Linked DNA regions of Homo sapiens: region 2 is linked to region 1. A link is a loop called in an ENCODE intact Hi-C map of the cell type or tissue named here. Cell type or tissue: body of pancreas. All regions are shown on one strand. Each heading gives the region's core, and the rest is flanking DNA. Links, peaks and the distances in the headings are about the cores only.

Region 1 (10,087 bases), core at 1,296-9,295:
AAAAGTTAGCCGGGCGTGGTGGTGGGTGCCTGTAGTCCCAGCTACTCGGGAGGCTGAGGCAGGAGAATGGTGCGAACCCGGGAGGCGGAGCTTGCAGTGAGCCCAGATGGCGCCACTGCACTCCAGCCTGAGTGACAGAGCGAGACTCTGTCTCCAAAAAAAAAAAAAGAAGAGGTTGAGTCAGCAGGGACTTGGGTTCCCTGTGTGTGAGGGGGGCATTCTTGCCTGCCAGCTGCTCCCGAGGTGGCCTTGAGAAGGAAGAAGCAGGATGACAGAGCCTGAGCAGCGGAACCAGCCTGCACCCTCCCTTCTGGCCCAGCGACCTGGGCTGTGGCTGAGACAATAATGAGGCCAGAAGTAGCCGGAGCCTGTCAGGAAGGGCAGGGGAGGACTGTGGGGTCTGGGCTCTGTCGCTGTAACCATCTGCTCCCAGGCTGTGTGCAGAAAATGGCATTTACACTATTGTGCAGCTCATTCTCATGAAATACTGCCATTGTTGCTAAATAAAGCTTGTGTGCTCTGAATATAGCCAAGCATAGACGGTGTGGCCAGAGTCTCTCTTTTGTGCATGGACGTTTTTGCCTTGCAGACAGCAACGGCAGTGCTGTGACGCAGCAGGACATCCCACTTGTCCTCTGTGGTGAAGACAACTGAAGGGAGCCAGTTCAGGTCCCTGGAGGTGGGGAGAGCTGTCCCCAGGTGACTTGGACATGCATCCCTGTCTGAGACCTCAGGGGGATTCTAGAGCCAGAGGAGGAACGTGGACCACACCTGGGGACGTGTTGGAAATGCAGACCCTTGGGCTCGACCTGATACCTGAAGCAGTGCCTGGGTAGGGGGGCAGCCACCTGTTTTCACAAGCCCTCTGCGATTCTGGTGCATATCAGGTATGAGAACCACTAGTCTCTAGCAGGCTTCTTAAACTTTGAGGTTCATGAGAATTGCTAGAGATCTTGGTAAACAAGAATTTTCATTTTGGAGGTCTGGAGTGGGGCCTGGGATTCTGCGTTTCTTTTATTTCTTTTTATTAATTTATTTTGAGATGGAGTCTCACTCTGTCGCCAGGCTGGAGTGCGGTGGCGTGATCTCGGCTCACTGCAACCTCTGACTCCCTAGTTCAAGCAATTCTCCTGCCTCAGCCTCTCAAGTAGCGGGGATTACAAGCACGTGCCACCATGCCCGGCTAATTTTTGTATGTTTAGTAGAGATGGGGTTTCACCATCTTTGGCCAGGATGGTCTTGATCTCCTGACCTTGTGATCTGCCCTCCTCGGCCTCCCAAAGTGCTGGGATTACAGGTGTGAGCCACCACACCTGGCCTTATTTATTTTTATTTACTTATTATTTCTTTTAGACAGAGTCTCTCTGTCATCCAGGCTGGAGTGCAGTGGCACGATCATAGCTCACTGCAGCCTCGACCTCCTGGGCTCAAGTGATTCTCCCACCTCAGCCTCCTGAGTAGCTGGGACTATAGGTGCATGCCACCATCCATGGCTAATTTTCTGCTTATTTTTTGTAGAGATGAGGCTCCACTATCTTGCCCAGGCTGGTCTCAAACTCCTGAGCTCAAGTTATCCTCCTGCCTTGGCCTCCCAAAATGTTGGGGTTACAGGCGTGAGCCACCGCACCCAGCCCTGAGTTTTTTGTTTTGTTTTGTTGAGACAGAGTCTTGCTCCAAGGCTGGAGTGCAGTGGCACGATCTCGGCTGTCTACAATCTCTGCCTCCCGGGTTCAAGCGATTCTCCTGCCTCAGCCTCCTGAGTAGTTGAGACTACAGACACCCACCACCCCACCCGGCTAATTTTTGTATTTTTAGTAGAGATGGGGTTTCACCATGTTGGCAAGGCTGGTCTTGAACTCCTGACCTCGCATGATCCACCCGCCTCGGCCTCCCAAAGTGCTGGGATTACAGGTGTGAACCACCGCGCCTGGTCCCGTTGCTGTTGTTTTAAGCCACCTAGTTCGTGGTACTTTGTTTCGGCAGCCCCAGGAAACAGACTTCCCCACGTCATTTTCGGCAGCTCCGTCTCTCACATTTCATATCCATCCTGTGAGAAATCCTTCAACTGAGATCCAGAATCTGACCGCTGCTCCCTCCTCCCCTGCTGCCACCACCCTGGTCCCTGGCAGGGCTCTCATAATGCCTGGCAGCTCCTGCTCACCCCTCACTGAGCCAGAAGTTTGTCCACAAAACTGCTCCAAGACCACATCTTCCTCTGCCCCAAACCCTTCAGTGTCTCCCTTCTCAGAGCAAACCCCAAATCCTTCTGGTGGCCTCCCAAATCCCTGTCCAACCTGGCCTGTGACCTTGTCACCCCCAGCCCCTGCTGCTTGTCTGGCTGGGTCTTTCCCGAGTTGTTCCCTTTGCCGGGCAGGATGCTGTTTCCTGGACACGTGTGGGGTTCCCTCTCTGCTCCTTCACGGCTGTTCAAACATCACCTTCATCTGTGAGGTCAACTTGGCACTCTCCTCTCCTACCTGCCCTTATACTCATGGCATATGTCACCTTCTAACATACTATTTATTTATTTATTTATTTTTTTGAGATGGAGTCTTGCTCTGTCGCCCAGGCTGGAGTGCAGTGGTGCGATCTTGGCTCACTGCAACCTCTGCCTCTCAGAGTCAAGTGATTCTCCTGCCTCAGCCTCCCAAGTGGCTGGAATTACAGGCACCCACCACCAGGCCTGGCTAATTTTTTTGTAATTTTAGTAGAGACAGGGTTTTGCCATGTTGGCCAGGCTGGTCTCAAGTGATCTGCCCGCCTCGGCCTCCTAAAGTGCTGGGATTACAGGCATGAGCCACCACGCTTTGCCTAACATACTATTAATTTATTTATTTTAAAATTTATTTGTACTTTTTTTTTTATAGAGACAGGGTCTTACTCTGTCACCCAGGCTGGAGTGCAGTGGTGTAATCATAGCTCACTGCAGCCCCAGCCTCCCTGGCTCAAGCAATCCTCCCATCTCAGCCTCCCAAGTAGCTGAGACCGCAGGAGCCCACCCCCATGCCCAGCTAATTTTCAAAAATTTTTCGTAGAGATGGGGTCTTGCTATGTTGCTGAGGCTAGTCTGGAACCCTTGGTCTCCAGGGATCCTCCTACCTCGGCCTCCCAAAGTGCTGGGATTACAGGCATGACCCACTGCAGCTGGCCTTAACTTATTTATTTAATCTGAGCCTTACATGGTATATAAACTTGAAGAAAGAAAGGATTTTGCCTATTTTGTTCACTATTTCTACTTCTAACACCCAGAATACTACCCAGCACATAGCAGGTGTTCATTAAATATTGTTGAAAGGAAAGAGGGATGGCGTGAGGAAGGGAGAAAGGGTTACTTCCTCACACTTGTGTTGTAACCTCACAATGACTGGAATTAGGGGAGGGAACACAAGACTCTAAGGAACAAACTCAATGTCTGTCCAGACTGTCCAGAAGACCCCATAGGTCAGGACAAATGGCCCGGAAGCCCTGGTGTGAGACGTGGTGATGTCCAGGTGTCAGGAGGCAGGGGCCTCCCTCCCTGAATCCTGGAGAGAGGGACTGCGGTGTGGGCCCCTTCTGGCATGGCGGCCTCTTGGACATCAGATCGGGCAATTATCCATCCTTGGAGCAGAAAGCCACTGGCCTGGCTTCTGAGAGTGGTGCCTTGTTCTGTGTTGAGGAGGAAAGGTCAGAGGCTGGAGGCTGGGAGAGCAGGTGGGCTGTAGACAGTGTGGCAGGGGCTGAGGGAGCAAGCTAAGCTGGGTCCCATGTGGTAGTGGGCCAACGGGCCGAGGAGGCTCCAGGGTCATCAGGCAGGGAATGGGTCAGAGTCTCTTAAACTGAGCTACCCTAATCCCCAAGGGATCCATGGAGAGCATTGAGGTACTTGGATGGGAAAAATTACATCTTTATTTATGTATTTGTTTAGAGACAGGGTCTTGCTCTGTCCCCCAGGCTGGAGTGCAGTAGTGTGATCACAGCTCACTGCAGCCTCGAACTCCTGGGCTCAAGCGATCCTCCCACCTCAGCCTCCCAAGTAGCTGGTACCACAGGTGTCCATTGCCACACCCAGCTGACTTTTAAATTTTCTGTTGAGACGGGGTCTTGCTATGTTGCCCAGGCTGGTCTCAAACTCTTGGCCTCAAGCAATCCTCCTGCCTTGGCCTCTCAAAGTGCTGAGATTATAGGTGGCTAATTTTTTAAGAAAGTTTTTGTAGAGATAGGGGTCTTGCTGTGTTGCCCAGACTGGTCTTGAACTCCTGGCCTCAAGTGATCCTCCTGCCTTGGCCTCCCAAAGTGCTAGGATCACAGGTATAAGTCACCACACCTGGCTAATTAAAAAAAATTTTTTTTGTAAAGATGGGGTCTTGCTGTGTTGCCCAGGTTTGTCTCGAACTCCTGGCCTCAGGTGATCCTCTTGCCTCAGCCTCCTGAAGTGCTGGGATTATAGGTGTGAGCCAGTGTGTCCAGCACTATTTTATATTATGCTTTTGAAAACATTATTCTGAGAAGAGGGCTTGACTTGACTTAAAGGGGTTCATAGTGCCAAAAATTTCATCAGTAGGTGTTTTCCTTTATATAAAATTTCATCAGTAGGTGTTTTCCTTTATATATATATATATGTATGTATGTATGTGTGTGTGTGTATATATATATATATATTTATTTATTTATTTGTTGAGACGGAGTCTTGCTCAGTCACCCAGGCTGGAGCGCAATGGCGCGATCTCAGCTCACTACAACCTCTGCCTCCCGGGTTCAAGAAATTCTCCTGCCTCAACCTCCCAAGTAGCTGGGATTACAGGCACCCGCCACCATGCCCGGCTAATTTTTATATTTTTAGTAGAGACAGGGTTTCACTGTGTTAGCCAGGCTGGTCTTGAACTCCTGAGCTCAGGGTGATCCGCCCGCCTTGGCCTCCCAAAGTGCTGGGATTACAGGCCTCCCAAAGTGCTGAGATTACACCCTGTAAGTGTTTTCTAGAGAGGCCCACATAGGCAATGAGGGGTGATGGAGGACACTACTTTCTGGGGGCCTTAGAAGATCTAGGAGATGAAGTGCCAGGGCCCCAAGCCATCTGCATGCTGTGCCCAGTATGTCCAGCAGGTGGCAGTGTCTGACCGGCTATGCTTTCTGCAGGCTCCCAGCCTCTGCCAGGTGCACCGGGGGGCATGGCGGGCAGAGGGGCATGGATGGGCAGGGTCCTGGCATTGCAGCACCTGCCGACACACCTGCATGAACACACAGGCACACTGTACGCACACACATATACTCACATTCACATTGGTGAAACAGCCAAGCTGGCAACCAACTTCTAGAACCTTCAGCCCCTTCCAGGACAGAAGACATTCCTGGGACTCTGGCCCTTGAGAAATCTTTTCAGAAGAGGAGGTCACTTTTGTTTTGCCTCTTCTTTTTCTTGCCCAATAGCTTTTCCGAGAAATCTACAGGTCAGCATGAGTCAACAGCTACAGCCACAAGATAGTTTGACTGTGGGTTGAGGAAATGGAGATCTGTGTTCCAGCCTGGCTCTGTGACCTTGGGCCAGCCACTGAATCTGTCCAAGCTTTTGTTTTTTCATGTTGTACCATGTGGATAAAGAGGGAACTCGCTGTAATCTCAGCACTTTGAGAGGCCAAAGTGGGAGGATCGTTTGAGGCCAGGAATGTGAGACACAGCCTGGGCAGCACAGCGAGACCCCATCTCTACAAAAAATAAAATTAAAAAAATTAGCTGGGCATGATGGTGGGTGCCTGTAGTCGCAACTACTAGGGAGGCTGAGGTAGGAGGATTGCTTGAGCCCAGGAGTTGGAGGCTGCAGTGACCTAGGATCACACCACCGCACTCCAGCCTAGGTGGCAGAGCAAGACCCTGTGTCTTTAAAAAAAAAGAGAGAGAGAGAGAAAAAGAGGGAAAGGGTGCGTTGGTGTGTTTTTCTAGGCATTCATTCAGGAAACATTGTGGAGGCATCCACAGCTCGCTGCCCTCGGGACCCAGCAGAGCCTAGATACCTGCCCATTTTTTCCCAGCTTGTTGACCATCATGAATCACACAACTCAGCAATTAAAAGATAACCCACTTTAAAAAAAAATGGGCAAAGGACTTGAATAGACATCTAGCCAAAGAAAATATACAAATGGCCAATAAGCCCATGGAAAGATGCACGATGTCATTGGTCATTAAGGAAATGCAAATCCAAACCACAATGAGACACCACTTCATACCTCCTAGGGCTGTTGATTCTATAGGAAGAAGTGTGAAGAGAGACTGAGGGAGCGGCCCACCTCCTCCCTGACCCCCTTTCCAGACTGTGCTGTATTTTCCAGCTGGGAATGGAAGATTCTATAGGAAGAGGTGTGAAGAGAGACTGAGGGAGCTGCCCACCTCCTCCCTGACCCCCTCTCCAGACTGTGCTGTATTTTCCAGCTTCTCACCGGCTCTACATGTGACCCACAGCAACCCTTGCCCTATAGTCTCCCGAGCTGAGCTTCTCACTGGGGAGGGGAAGCTCCTAAGTGAACTCCTCCCTCTGCAGGCATCTTTCTGACCTGTTTTCTGCTGGGCATTGGGGACAGTGGCTCAGAGGCGTGCAAGTCCCGGCTGCCACTCCCTTCCATCAGATGATGGGGATCAGCTGCTTCAGGGCCCCGGAGCAGGGTTGTGGTGGGGAGATGAAGGAGGGAGGGAGCAGAGGCCACCAGCTGGACCCCTGCATGAGATCCTGGGGAGAGCAGGGAGGCCTTTGGGGATCCCGGGTGCATTAACCACTTGGTGCCACTGTCGCCACCTCGGCTCTGGACAGCTGCTCATTCCGGGGCTGCCACCACTGTGGACGGCGTGATCAGTCCACCTGTTTCTCCCGCTTCTACTATCCCCCTGTGTCTGCTCTTCTCTGTAAACTGCACACTGTACATGTATGCATCATGTGTGTGTGCATGAGTGTGTGTACGTGTGTGGGGGCATCTGAATGATAGGTACTTTCCTTCCTTTCTTCCTTTTCCTGAGACAGAGTCTCACTCTGTTGACCAGACTGGAGTGCAGTAGCACCAACATGGCTCACTGCAGCCTCAACCCCATGGGCTCAAGGGATCCTCCCACCTCAGCCTCCTCAGTAGCTGGGACTATAGGCATGCATGACCATGCCGGCTAATTTTTGTATTTTCATAGAGATGGGGTCTCTCTGTGTTGCCCAGGCTGGTCTCAAACTCCTGAAACCAAGCAATCTCTCCACCGCAGCCTCCCAAAATGCTGGGATTACAGGCGTGAGCCACCACACCAGGCTCGTTTTTGTATTTCTGTTTTTTTTTTTTGAGACGGAGTCTCGCTCTGTTGCCCAGGCTGGAGTCCAGTGGCGCGATCTCGGCTCACTGCAAGCTCCGCCCCCCGGGTTCACGCCATTCTCCAGCCTCAGCCTCCTGAGTAGCTGGGACTACAGGTGCCCACCACCACGCCTGGCTAATTTTTTATATTTTTAGTAGAGATGGGGTTTCACCGTGTTAGCCAGGATGGTCTCGATCTCCTGACCTCGTAATCCATCTGCCTCGGCCTCCCAAAGTGCTGGGATTACAGGCGTGAGCCACCGCGCCTGGCCCATTTATGTATTTTTTTTGGAGAGACAGAGTCTCACTGCGCTGCCCAGGCTGGCCTCAAACTCCTGAAACCAAACGATACCCTCAACCACAGCCTCCCAAAGTGCTGGGATCACAGGTGTGAGCCACTGTGCCTGGCTCAATGCTGGGTGCATTTTAAAGTCACGAGAGAGTGTGTGTTGAGTTAACATTTTGGAGACTGTGATCAGCAAACAGTCCCCAGCGCAGACACCCTCTCTGGTGGGGTTTGGGTTTTGCTGCCTTTTAATTTTCTTCCAGCTGCCTCCAAAGCACCTTTGTGCTCCTAGGAACAAGCACTGGGTGTTGGGGGCGGGGTGGGGGGGCGGGGTTGCTATAAGCTCTTCTGAGAGGAAGCCTCAGGGAGCAAGGTCCCAATGGCCAGGCTTCCCTTTAAGACAAGGTTGTCCTGCTGAAACCAGGTCCTCAACTCCTAGGTCCCCAAAGGGCATTTGACCCGACACTGGGCTGCTGCAGGCTTGGTCCTGGGGGAGACTGGGGGTGTGTAGCAGGAAGTGCTTCTCTCAAGCAGAGACCACAGCTTGTGTCTCTGGGCCACACACTGGAGCGTTATTTTCCAAACTGCCGCTGGGTCAGCTCACTCTCCCACTCCAAACCCTCAGGGATTCCCCATAACATTGAGCCCCAGGTCCAAACACTTAAGGATTATCATCCCAGCTGCTACCCTCCAGCTCATTTGCTACATCTTTCACACTTTGCTTGTTTGTTTGTTTTGTTTTTGTTTTTGAGACAAGATCTAGCTTTGTTGCCCAGGCTGGAGTGCAGTGGCATGATCATAGCTCACTGCAGCCCCCAACTTCTGGGCTCAAGTGATCCTCCCACCTCAGCCTCCCAAGTAGCTGGGACCACAGGCGTGCACCACCACGCCCAGCTAGTTTTAAAATTTTCTGTCGAGATGGGGTCTCACTATGTTGCCCAGGCTGGTCTCAAACTCCTGGCCTCAAGTCATCCTCCCCCCTTGGCCTCCCAAAATGCTGGGCTCACAGGCATGAACGACAGTGGCATCTGGTCCCCCGATTCTGCCTTTGTTTATTCCTTTCTATTAAAACAATTTTTTTTGCTGGGCGCGGTGGCTCACGCCTGTAATCCCAGCACTCTGGGAGGCCGAGGTGTGTGGATCACAAGGTCAGGAGATCGAGACCATCCTGGCTAACACGGTGAAACCCCGTCTCTACTAAAAATACAAAAAATTAGCCGGGCATGGTGGTGGGTGCCTGTAGTCCCAGCTACTAGGGAGGCTGAGGCAGGAGAACGGTGTGAACCCGGGAGGTGGAGCTTGCAGTGAGCCGAGATTGCACCACTGCACTCCAGCCTGGGCGACAGAGCGAGACTCCGTATCAAAAAAAAAAAAAAATTTACTATTGAGCAGCTTGCAGACTTTAAGATCAGAGTGTTGTCTCTCTTGCAATAAATGCTTTCCTCCTTTTTTTTTTTTTTTTTTTGAGATGGGGTCTTGCTCTGTCACCAGGCTGGAGTACAGTGGCACAATCATAGCCCACTATAGCCTCAACTTCTTAGGCTCAGGGGATCCGCCTGCTTCAGCCTTCCAAGTAGCTAGGACTACAGGTGTGTGCCATCGCACCTGGCTAATTAAACTTTTTTTTTTTTTGTAGAGATGGGGGTCGCCCTATGTTGCCCAGGCTGGTCTTGAACTCTTGGGCTCAAGGGGTCCTCCTGTTTTGGCCTCCCAAATTACTGGGATTACAGGCATGAGCCTCCACACGCGGCACCTTTTCCTCCTTTGCAATAGCCCTTTTGAAGAAAGTCTCTCCTTACTAAGCCTGGATTTATTTTTATTTGACACTCTTGAGAGATGGTTGTTAGTGACTGGGCTCAAATTTCAGGAGACTCAGCAGGAAGCCTTCCCTCCTGTTCCCTGGGATGTGTGGGCCCTACCGGAGGCTCTAAACAGGGCCCCACAATTGGTGGGGAAAATGCTTTCATGTGCGAAGGAGCAAAACCACACGATTTTAGCCCCAAGTCTATTACAACACACAGACAGGGTTAGACTCCCCCAGCCACCCTCTCCCCACACAGCCCAGCGTCATCCCCCACTAGTTCAGCATTCACAATAAAAGCCAGGAAACAAAAGACGGTCTCATGCAAAGACCTGGAGACCTGATCTGTTCTTGGAACCAGGAAGGGGAAAATGCACCAAGAACAAAACAGAAATTAATCTCTCAGTGATTCCTCCTACCTGAGCACCTCACCGAGGTCACAGAGCTGGGGGCCGCAGAGCTGGGATTTGAGGTCCTGGGCTGCTGGATGGATCACCACCCTCCTGGGCATCTCAGCAGGTGCTTCTTAGACTTTCTGACAGCTGACCTGCCCGAGGCCCACCTATCCCAGAGTGACCAGGTGGAGGTTGGACCAGGAAGATGGGAGCTGAGCCGCAGGAGTTGCTGTGACCATCAGGGGGCGCCCAGACTCCAGAGGAACAGGAGGAGTTTAGGGCCCAACTCAGAGGGTTCAAGACCCTG
Region 2 (10,087 bases), core at 928-8,927, 97 kb after region 1:
CCTTCACCATTCCAGGCTACTTTTTGTATTTTGAGTAAAGATGGGGTTTCACTTTGTTACCCAGGCTGGTCTCACACTCCTCTGGGCTCACGTGATCCTCCTGCCTCTGCGTCCCAAAGTGCTGGGATTACAGATGTGTGCCACCGCACCCAGCCTGCACTTTGTTTCTTATTATTCTGCCTCCTGTGGTTTTTATCTTTTTATTTTTATTTTTATTTTTTTGATGGGGTATTACTCTGTCAACCAGGCTGGAGGGCAGTGGTGTAATCTCGGCTCACTGCAACATCTACCTCCCAGGTTCAAGTGATTCTCCTGCCTCAGTCTCCCGAGTAGCTGGGACTACAGGCACACGCCATCATACCCAACTAATTTTTGTAGTTTAAAAACAAAATTTTTTTTTTGAGATGGAGTTTTGTTCTTGTTGCCCAGGCTGGAGTGCAATGGCACGATCTCGGCTCACTGCAACCTCCGCCTCCTGGGTTCAAGTGATTCTCCTGCCTCAGCCTCCTGAGTAGCTGGGATTACAGGCATGTGCCACCACACCTGGCTGATTTTTGTATTTTTATTTATTTATTTTTTTTGTGGTAGAGACGGGGTTTCATCATGTTGGCCAGGCTGGTCTCGAACTCCTGACCTCAGGTGATCCTCCCACCTTGGCCTCCTAAAGTGCTGGGATTACAGGAGTGAGCCACTGCGCCCAGCCGTATGGTTTTAATTAAGCATTTTATTATTTCCTTTTGTTTACTCTCACAGCATCTCATTTATACTTAATTTTGTTTTCTTAGTGGTTCCCCTAGAGTTTGTGATACACAGATGCTCTTTGACTTAGGTGGGGTCATGCTCCAGTAAGCCCATCATAAATTGAAAAAGCCATAAACAGAAGATGCATTTAATACATGTTAATCTACCAGACATCGCCACTTAGCCTTGCCTACCTTAAAAGTGCCCAGAACACTTACCTTAGCCTCCAGTTGGCAAAATTACCTGGCGACACAGAACACTGTAGGGTATTGGTTGTCTACCCTGGTGATCACATGGCTTCCTGGGAGCTGCAGCTGCTCAGCGTTGAGAGAGTATTGGACTGCATAGCACTAGACCCAGACGAGATCGAAATTCAAAGTATGGATTCTACCGAATAGGTTTCCCTTTCACACCACTGCAAAGTTGAAAAATTATAAGTTGAGCCACTGTGAAGTGGGGACTGTCTGAACATTTTCTTTCTTTTCTTTTCTTTTCTGACAGAGTCCTGCTCTGTTGCCCAGGCTGCAGTGCAGTGGCACGATCTTGGCTCACTGCAACCTCTGCCTCCCAGGTTCAAGCAATTATTTGCCTCAGCTTCCTGAGTAGCTGGGGTTACAGGCGCCCACCACCATGCCTGCCTAATTTTTGTATTTTTAGTAGAGATGGGGTTTCACCATCTTGGCCAGGCTGGTCTTGAACTCCTCACCTTGTGATCCACCTGCCCCAGCCTCCCAAAGTGCTGGGATTACAGGTGTGAGGCAACGTGCCCAGCCCTCTCTTTTTCTTTTTCTCTCTCCTTCCTTCCTTCTACACTTCCCTCTCTCCCTCCCTTTCTCTCTCTCCCCTTCCTTCCTTCTCTCCCTCTCTCTCTTCCTTCCTTCTCTCCTTCCCTTTCTCTTCCCCCATTCCTTCCTCTCTCCCTCCCTGCCTCTCCCTCTTTCTCCTTTCTCTCCTTCCTTTCTTCTCTTCTTCCCTCTTTCTCTCCCTCCCTCCCTGCCTCTACTTCCCTCTCTTTCTCTTCCTTCTCTCCTTCCCTTCCTCTCTCCCTCCCTCCCTCTCCTTCCTTCTTTCCCTCTTTCCCCTCTCTCCTTCCTTTCCTCCCTCTCTCTGTATTTTTGCAGCAGGGTCTCACTCCATCCAGATGGGACACCGTGAACACAGCAGCTAGATGGAACATAGGCTGGGGATTGGGCAGAACTGAGTGTGAATTGCAACACTGACCTTGAGATTTGACCTTGGCCTTAGGCAAGTCACTTAACTTCTCTGTTTCCTCATCCGCAAGGCAGTAATAATACGTACCTTGCAGGGAGGTTGTGCAAAGTGAAGGAGATGAGAGAGTGCTCAACCTGGTACAAACCTACAATAAATTGCAGCGATGATGGTAATAACTATAAGTTCCCTGAGTGGCATTGTTCTCTCATTGTTCACCCTCTACCCACCCACTCTAACCCAAATGCAGAACAGCTGCTGCGCAGGTCCCCTTGGGCCCACATCTGCCTTTGACCTAGTATAGGCAGTTGCTAGTTTGTTTTTTCTTTCTCTGAGATTGTCCTTCAGCCTCATCTCTATACCTCAGGGTTAACCTGTTAACCTCAGGTTAACAGGTTAACCCTGCAAGACTTGGGGACAGGCTGTGTGGCTTGCTCCCTTTTTCACAGTAACTCCTCAGGACCCACAACCTTGAAGGAGCCCTGCAGATGCAGCCAGGAAGCCTAGCTTCAAAGGCACAAGGTGTGCACATTTGCCTTTGATTGAGAATGAGTAGTCTGGTGCACCTTTCTTTAATTTAGATAGGAGCCCACAATTTGTCAAGAGACAAATGGATGCGGGGCGTGGGAGGAACACAATTCAATGCTCTTCGGGTTTGGATGGTGAACAGATGTGCAATTCCTGGCTCTTCCAAGCTGTTGTCCGCAGACATGAGAATCACCTGCACACTCTCCACTTTGCACAATGAGAAGGAACAAGGTTGGAATAGACCCAGGGGATGTGCCTACAGGGTGTGGAACCTTCTAAGTCACCTTCAGAAAAGGCTCTGCCTAAAGAGAAGAACCGTATTGCTCAGAGCAAGGCATTGACTTCTGGTTGGATTGTAAGATCCACAGGCTGGCCACCCTGGTGGTCCTCCTGCTCTGCTGATGTGTCCCCATGTAACTGCCCCCTCATCCCAGCAGGTCAGATGATCACAGACACAGCCCCCATCCCAGCTGGCAGCGGATGGGACCCCTGATTACAGGAGACTTTTGGCTGGGGAGAGTCTAAGAGGGGACAGGCTGCAGAGAAAGTGTGAGAGGCACCATCTGCAGCAATGTCCTGGGTCAAAGCCCCTGCCCCAGGGTCCAGTGGGGAGGCTACCTCTCTAGGCTCAAACTAGAACTGCTTTAAGGGAGACAGGGGCCTTGTAGGGGAGACACTTCCATGGTAGAAAGGCCCCAGCCCCTGGCAGGGGAGGCTATGATCCAGGCCTGCACACTGCTATGTCCTGGGATCAACTGTCTCTCATACCTAGATCCATATGTTGAAATTCTAAACCCCAGGACCTCAGAATGTGACTTTGTTTAGAAACGGGGTCTTTACAGAGTTATAAATGAGGCTGGGTGTGGTGGCTCATGCCTATACTTCCAACACTTTGGGAGGCTGAGGTGGGAGGATCGTTGGAGCCCAGGAGTTTGAGACCAGCCTGGGCAACAAAGTGAGACCTGAACTCTACAAAAAAATAAAAATAAAAACATTAGCTGGGGATGGTGGCTCCCCCTTGTAATTCCAGCACTTTGGGAGGCCAAGGTGGGAGGATCACTTGAGTCCAGGAGTTATGGACTAGCCTCAGCAACAAAGAGCGACCCCAACTCTACAAAAAAATCAGAAAAATTAGCTGGGCGCGGTGCCTTCCATTTGTAATTCCAGCACTTTGGGAGGCCAAGGTGGGAGGATCACTTGAGTCCAGGAGATAGAGACTAGCCTGGGCAACATAGTGAGGCCTCATCTCTAAAAAAATAAAATAAAATTAGGCAGGCATGGTAGCACACGCCTGTAGTCCTAGCTACTCGAGAGGCTAAGGCAGGAGGATTGCTTGAGTCTGGGAGGTTGAGGCTGCAGTGAGCTGTGATTGTACCACTGCACTCTGGCCTGGGCAACACAGTGAGACCTTGTCTCAAAAAAACAAAACAAAACAACACAACACAACACAACACAAAACAAAACAAAACAACAAAAAACAAAAAACAAACCAAAAACCTGAGGGTGGTTTTGAGAAACCCCTGAACTTACATAGCTGAGGTCTTGCAGTTTGGCTACCGCTGGATACAAGCCCACACCACCAGGGGGCGCCGTGGTGAGAGAGTGAGCCTGGCTCAGGTGAGAAAGCCTCCTCTTGGAATAAGTGAGTGTTCTTTTCCCAAACAAGAGGGAACAAGCCAGACACCTCATTATTAGCTCATATTCCTTTCCTCTCCTTTTTCTGAGCTGGAGCTAGGAGCCTCTCCACTCTTCCATGGCAGAAGGCTGACAAAAATGCACTGTGAAACCCCGCCGGTGAGAACAGAGCTTCTCCACCTCCGCCATTGTTCTCCTGAACTTCTTTAATTCTTCGTTTTAAAATATTTATGAAAGGAGTGTTTCTAGACCCAAAATGTAGTTTTAGACCTGAATGGTCTAAATGGTAGAATGTGTCACTGTATCGCCAACAGCGATTAGAATTCATGAAGCCCACAGGATGACTCTCCCTGCAGCTGATCCGCCTTTTCAGGGTCATTATTAAGGAACTGGTTTCGGGGAGGGAGGGAGGTCCTGTTTCTCTTTCCTGCATGGCTTGGACTCCTGACAAGGACACACGGACAATTCCCTTTTATTACATCTGAGCCACCTCCAGTTTTCCACAGTTCTGCGATCATTAAAATAACATGGAAGGCCAGGCGTGGTGGCTCACACCTGTCATCCCGGCACTTTGGGAGGCCGAGGATGGCGGATCACCTGACATCAGGAGTTCGAGACCAGCCTGGCCAACATGGCAAAACCCTGCTTCCACTAAAAATACAAAATTAGGCAGGGCATGGTGGCTCACACCTGTCATCCCAGTACCTTGGGAGGCTGAGGCAGGCAGATCACGAGATCAGGAGTTCAAGACCATCCTGGCCAACATGGTGAAACCCCGTCTCTACTAAAAATACAAAAATTAGTTGGGCGCGGTGGCGGGCACCTGTATTCCCAGCTACTCAGGAGGCTGAGGTAGGACAATCACTTGAACCCGGGAGGCAGCGGTTGCAGTGAGCCAAGATTGGGCCACTGCACTCCAGCCTGGGCAACAGAGCAAGACTCCTTCCCAAGAGAAAAAAAATAAGTGATATAGAAGACTAATGATACCCCAAAATCACCACGTAGGAAAATTAGCTTTCTCATTGTTTGAAGACAATCTTCAGAGTGTTTCCTTGTCAGGGCAGAGCAGCCTTAAACCCTCGGTTGGGTTTCCTTTCATCCTGATTCATCTGCCTAATTCTTGGGAGGATTCCACTTTGAAAATGTAATTGACCATAGGCGAAACAAAGGCCATTGATGGCTTTGCGAGAGAGCATGTGTATACGGTATTTGATGGGCTAATTTTACCGTGTTTTAATTACAACCCTGGATAGCATAATAAATTTGTGTTCAATTAGGCTGAAGTCATCAACTGCTGAATACATTATACATTTTGTTAAATCAGCACAACTGATGTTATAAGCTTCACTGTAATATCAAGCAAAGATGCTGTTGTCAGATGAACTTAGCCTCCCAATCCCTATTCAAACATGTATGCATAGACATAGAATTGGTTAAATAAAGAAATAACAACTTTATCATCAATATGAATGTGGACATAAAATCCAAGCATGAAGCGTAGAGCAAAGTCCACAAGAGATCTGTAATGCTCTCTGCCTGCACGGCTGTAAGCTACAGAAATAGGGTGGTCATTCAGGCAAAACTCACTCTCCTGCTGAACAGGAGGAAGCAGAAAGGTTCAGGCTTGATCACCACAACTTTGACCCATAGCTGCAGCAGATATTTTGAATGAAGTGCAGATTAAATATTCTAGCTTTTGGGCAGGGCGCGGTGGCTCACGCCTGTAATCCCAACACGCTGGGAGGCCAAGGCAGGTGGATCACGAGGTCAGGAGATGAAGACCATCCTGGCTAATACGGTGAAACCCCGTCTCTACTAAAAATACAAAAAATTAGCCAGGCATGGTGGTGGGCGCCTGTAGTCCCAGCTACTTGGGAGGCTGAGGCAGGAGAATGGTGTGAACCTGGGAGGTGGAGCTTGCGGTGAGCCGAGATCACGCTGCTGCAGTCCATCCTGGGCGACAGAACAAGACTATCTCAAGAAAAAAAAAAATTCTAGCTTTTTTTTTTTGTTGTTGTTGTTCTAGCTGGAAAAATAAACCAAAATGGTGATTAAGAACTGGAGTGGACATCACTAGTGTTCACCAGTATCCCATTCTCCTCTCCTTCCTAGCACAAGGATGCCACATCCTTGACAGTAGGCCAGTCTGTGCAACTAGATCTGGCCAATGATATATAGTATAAGAAGTGTCATTAAAAACAGCAAAAAACAGACAAAAGAAGTGGCATATGTCCCTTTTGTGCCAAGGCACTGAACAGATGTCTCAATTCTCCAGTCTCTCTTCTTCCCTTGTCTTGATGATTGAGAAGGCTTCCATAAGCCTGGATCCCTGAGTGACTGTGTGGAGGAAAGCATATCCAGCCTTTCCTCCTGGCCCTGTCTGCACATGCTGGATATACACGATGAGCGAGAAAGAAATCATTGTTGTATTAAGTCACTGAGATGTTGGAGTTATTTGTTAATGCACAAAGCTTCTCTTAATGACTAATATAAGAATTAAAAAATCATTGAGGCTGGGCACGATAGGCTCATGCTTGTAATCTCAGCACTTTGGGAAGCTGAGGTGGGAGGATTGCTTGAGCCCAGGAGTTCAAAACTAGCCTGGGCAACATAGTGAGATCCCGTCTCTACAAAAAGTAAAAAAAGAAAATTAGCCAGGTGTGGTGGTACACACCTGTAGTCCCAGCTACTCTGGAGGATGAGGTGAGAGGATCGCTTGAGACCAGGAGGTTGAGGCCACAGTGATCTGTGAGCATGTCACGGCACTAACAGAGTGAGACCTTGTCTAAAAAAAATAATTGAAATATGATAAAATATGGTAAAACCCAAAAAGAACATCAGCTTGGGCCATCAATTTATTGTGTCTCTGATGAGAGAGCTTTAATGAAGCCAAGACAGTCTCTTGGAGGGCTTGGGGTCATTATTTTGGTCATTAATGGTTAATGTACACTAATATGCCACTGTGTCTTTGTCTCTTGGCACCTGGGCCATAGTTTTGACCTGACCTTCCTAGGTCCTATGTTTATAAAATATACCTAGAACTTCATTCATTCATTCGTTCATTCATATATTCTAAGCATCAGGGTATGTTAGGGACTGTACCAGGAGCTGAAGGGGGAGTTATTGGGAGTTCATCACGTGGTAGGCACGGTGCCACAATATTTCACGCATTATCAGGCTTAATGCTCACCCCACTACACGTGGCAGGAGGCATACTCATCTGCATTTTAGGGAATTGGAGGAAGGAAGGAACTTGTTCAAGGTGCACCTCCAGGGAGCTGCCAAAGCAGAATCTGAGCCTGACCTTTGGATCTGAGAAACTGCACTTTAGCCACTGCCCAGTGGTAGCAGGATGACTGCCTGCCAGCCACGCTTCTGAAATGCCAACCTGTTCTTGTCACTCCTCTACTCAAGCCCTTCAAAGACTCCCTACTGCTCTTGGGATAAAATCCCATGTCTTCAGCCTGGCCTCAAGGCCCCTGCAAGCAGGTTCATGCCTGCCTCGGCCACCCCAACCTGAACATAAAATCCTGCTCTTTTCTGTCTCAGTGGGTTGAGGGCTGTTTCCTTTGCTGTATTCACTGCCCCATCAGTGTGACATCTGTGTCCAGCTGTGAAACCTTTCCTCTTTCAGGAGCCAACTCCCAGGCTTCCGTCCCATCCATGTGGGTACCTGGGCTGCTGGGTGTTGAAAATCACCAGTGCCTGTCACATGATTCCCCCATGGGACTCACTGTGAGGCCACGGGCTCCTCTTTTCCAGGTAAAATTATTTGCGGGTCACCTGGGGAAGATATCACAGACATCCCAGGAAGGTGCGAATTAAACTTCACAGAACACATAGATTTTAAGAGGAGCTGAGCGGCAGGGCATGGAGGCTCCTGCCTGTAAATCCCAGCACTTTGGGAGGCCAAGGTGGGTGGGTCACTTGAGGTCAGGAGTTTGAGACCAACCTGGCCAACATGGTGAAACCCCGTCTCTACTAAAAATACAAAAATTAGCCAGGTGTGGTGGCGCACGCCTGTAATCCCAGCTACTCCAGAGGCTGAGGCTTGCGAATCACTTGAACCCGGGAGGCGGAGGTTGCAATGAGTTGAGATTGTGCTACTGTACTCCAGCCTGGGCGATAGAGCGAGACTTCGTCTCAAAAAAAAAAGTGTCAGACTTTTAGTTATCACCACTTACCCCTCTTTTTCTCTTCCTTGGTGTCCATCCCTCCTGTAGCATTGGCGTGGTTCACTCCCAGCTGGACACCCACCTTGGACCAAGGTCCCTCAACGTTGTCTCGTGGGCTCAGCTTAGTGCTTGCTGCATAGCAGGACTCAGAATATCCAAACACGTTTCATGTGGGGTGACTCTGGCAGATCTGAAATGACAGACGGCCCCTTGGCGGGGCAGCCGCAAGTCCCAGTAATGCCAGCACTAGCTCCGAGAGGGAAAATTCATTCCTCAACCGCTTCCTGGAGACCCTTCTCCTATGAACAGAGAGTTGTGACTGCCTGCAGCTGATTAGGCCCTTTTGATCCTAAATAGCAGGGATTAGCACTCATGGTCCTTCATGGTTAAAGAGGTCACAGCTGAAGGAAGAGCTGGAGAGAGCCGCCTCTTTCCGCCTAAACTCGGCCCAGCTCCTGAATCTCGAGAGCCCGGATGGATGCTCTGCAGGTGGTGTATTTATCTGAACAAAACCTCCACCTCCCAGGCCCACCCTAGATACTTGATGGGAACCTGGAGGTGACACCTGTCATCTCAAAACGTTCCGCCCATGGCTGGGGTGGTGCTCAGATTCTGGAACTGAAGACAAGACCAGCACACATCCTCCTTTTCATCCCTATCTGCCTCTAACACCAAGGTGGTGGGTGTTTCCTGCGGGTCAGGAAGCTGCAATGTTCTTCCCAGATGTATGCATCTCTCCCCAGGACAGCTGTTCCCAATCCAGGCTGTGCACTTCAATCACAGACTCTTTAGGGTGGGGCCCATGCATCAGTGTTTATTTTTATTTATTTATTTATTTATTTATTTATTTATTGTGATCCTGTTTCTGAAAGTGCTCACAGACAGCACGGGACACAGCTGTCATTCATTATTTGTTCATTTGGCAAACATTTTCTTTTCTTTTTTTCTTTTTTTTTTTTTTTGAGATGGAGTTTCTCTCTTGTTGCCCAGGCTGGACTGCAGTGGAGAAATCTCGGCTCACTGCAACCTCTGCCTCCCAGGCTTAAGTGATTCTCCTGCCTCAGCCTCCGGAGTAGCTGGGATTACAGGCGCGTGCCACCACACCCTGCTAATTTTTTGTATTTAGTAGAGATGGGGTTTCACCATATTTGTCAGGCTGGTCTTGAACTCCTGACCTCAGGTAATCTACCCACTTCAGTCTCCCAAAATGCTGGGATTACAGGCTTGAGCCACCATGCCCGGCCCGTTTTTGTTTGTTTGTTTGTTTTTTGAGACAGATTTTGCTCTTGTTGCCCAGGCTGGAGTGCAGTGGTGTGATCTCAGCTCACTGCAACCTCTGTCTCCTGGGTTCAAGCAATTCTCCTGCCTCAGCCTTCTGAGTAGCTAAGATTACAGGCATGCACCACCACGCCCGGCTACTTTTTGTATTTTTGGTAGAGACAGGGTTTCACCATCTTGGCCAGGCTGGTCTTGAACTCCTGACCTCAGGTGGCAAACGTTTTCTGAGTGCCCCTGTCGACCAGGCACGGGGCTGGTGGCTGGGTGTTGAGAATCACCAGTGTCCATCACATGATTCTCCCATTGGACTCACTGTGAGGCCATGGGCTCCTCCTCTCCAGGTAAAATTGCCTTCCCCAGCTGGGGAAGATGTTCCACGCATCCTAGGAAGGTGTGAATTCAACCTCATGGAACACGTAGCCTTTAAGAGGAGTTGAGTGGCTGGGTGCAGTGGCTCACCCCTGTAATTTCAGCACTTTGGGAGGCTGGGGCGGCAGGATTGCTGGAGTCCAAGAGAGTTT

Evidence for each region. Peaks named below come from ENCODE experiments on the same cell type or tissue, not always from the same donor. Only the 100,000 strongest peaks of a DNase experiment are listed, where the experiment ranks them.
Region 2: a loop joins it to region 1, with 2.3 times the contacts of the local background. A loop is called at or near these places in 58 of 110 quality-filtered maps.

The regions. Positions count from the first base shown.
Region 1 is chr7:98,836,941-98,847,027 of GRCh38, reverse strand. It overlaps TMEM130 (transmembrane protein 130), which reads left to right. Exons shown (of 8, transcript NM_152913.3): 8 at 1-538. Among named protein-coding and RNA genes, the nearest start is that of TMEM130, 28 kb to the left of the region's middle. RefSeq lists an enhancer at 5,144-5,193. In body of pancreas, for the core only: a CTCF peak has its summit at 5,088 (motif pointing right); DNase peaks (open chromatin) are centred at 5,107 and 5,517; H3K27ac peaks cover 1,037 bases.
Region 2 is chr7:98,739,879-98,749,965 of GRCh38, reverse strand. No RefSeq gene overlaps it. Among named protein-coding and RNA genes, the nearest start is that of TMEM130, 130 kb to the left of the region's middle. In body of pancreas, for the core only: a CTCF peak has its summit at 4,057 (motif pointing right); a DNase peak (open chromatin) is centred at 4,075.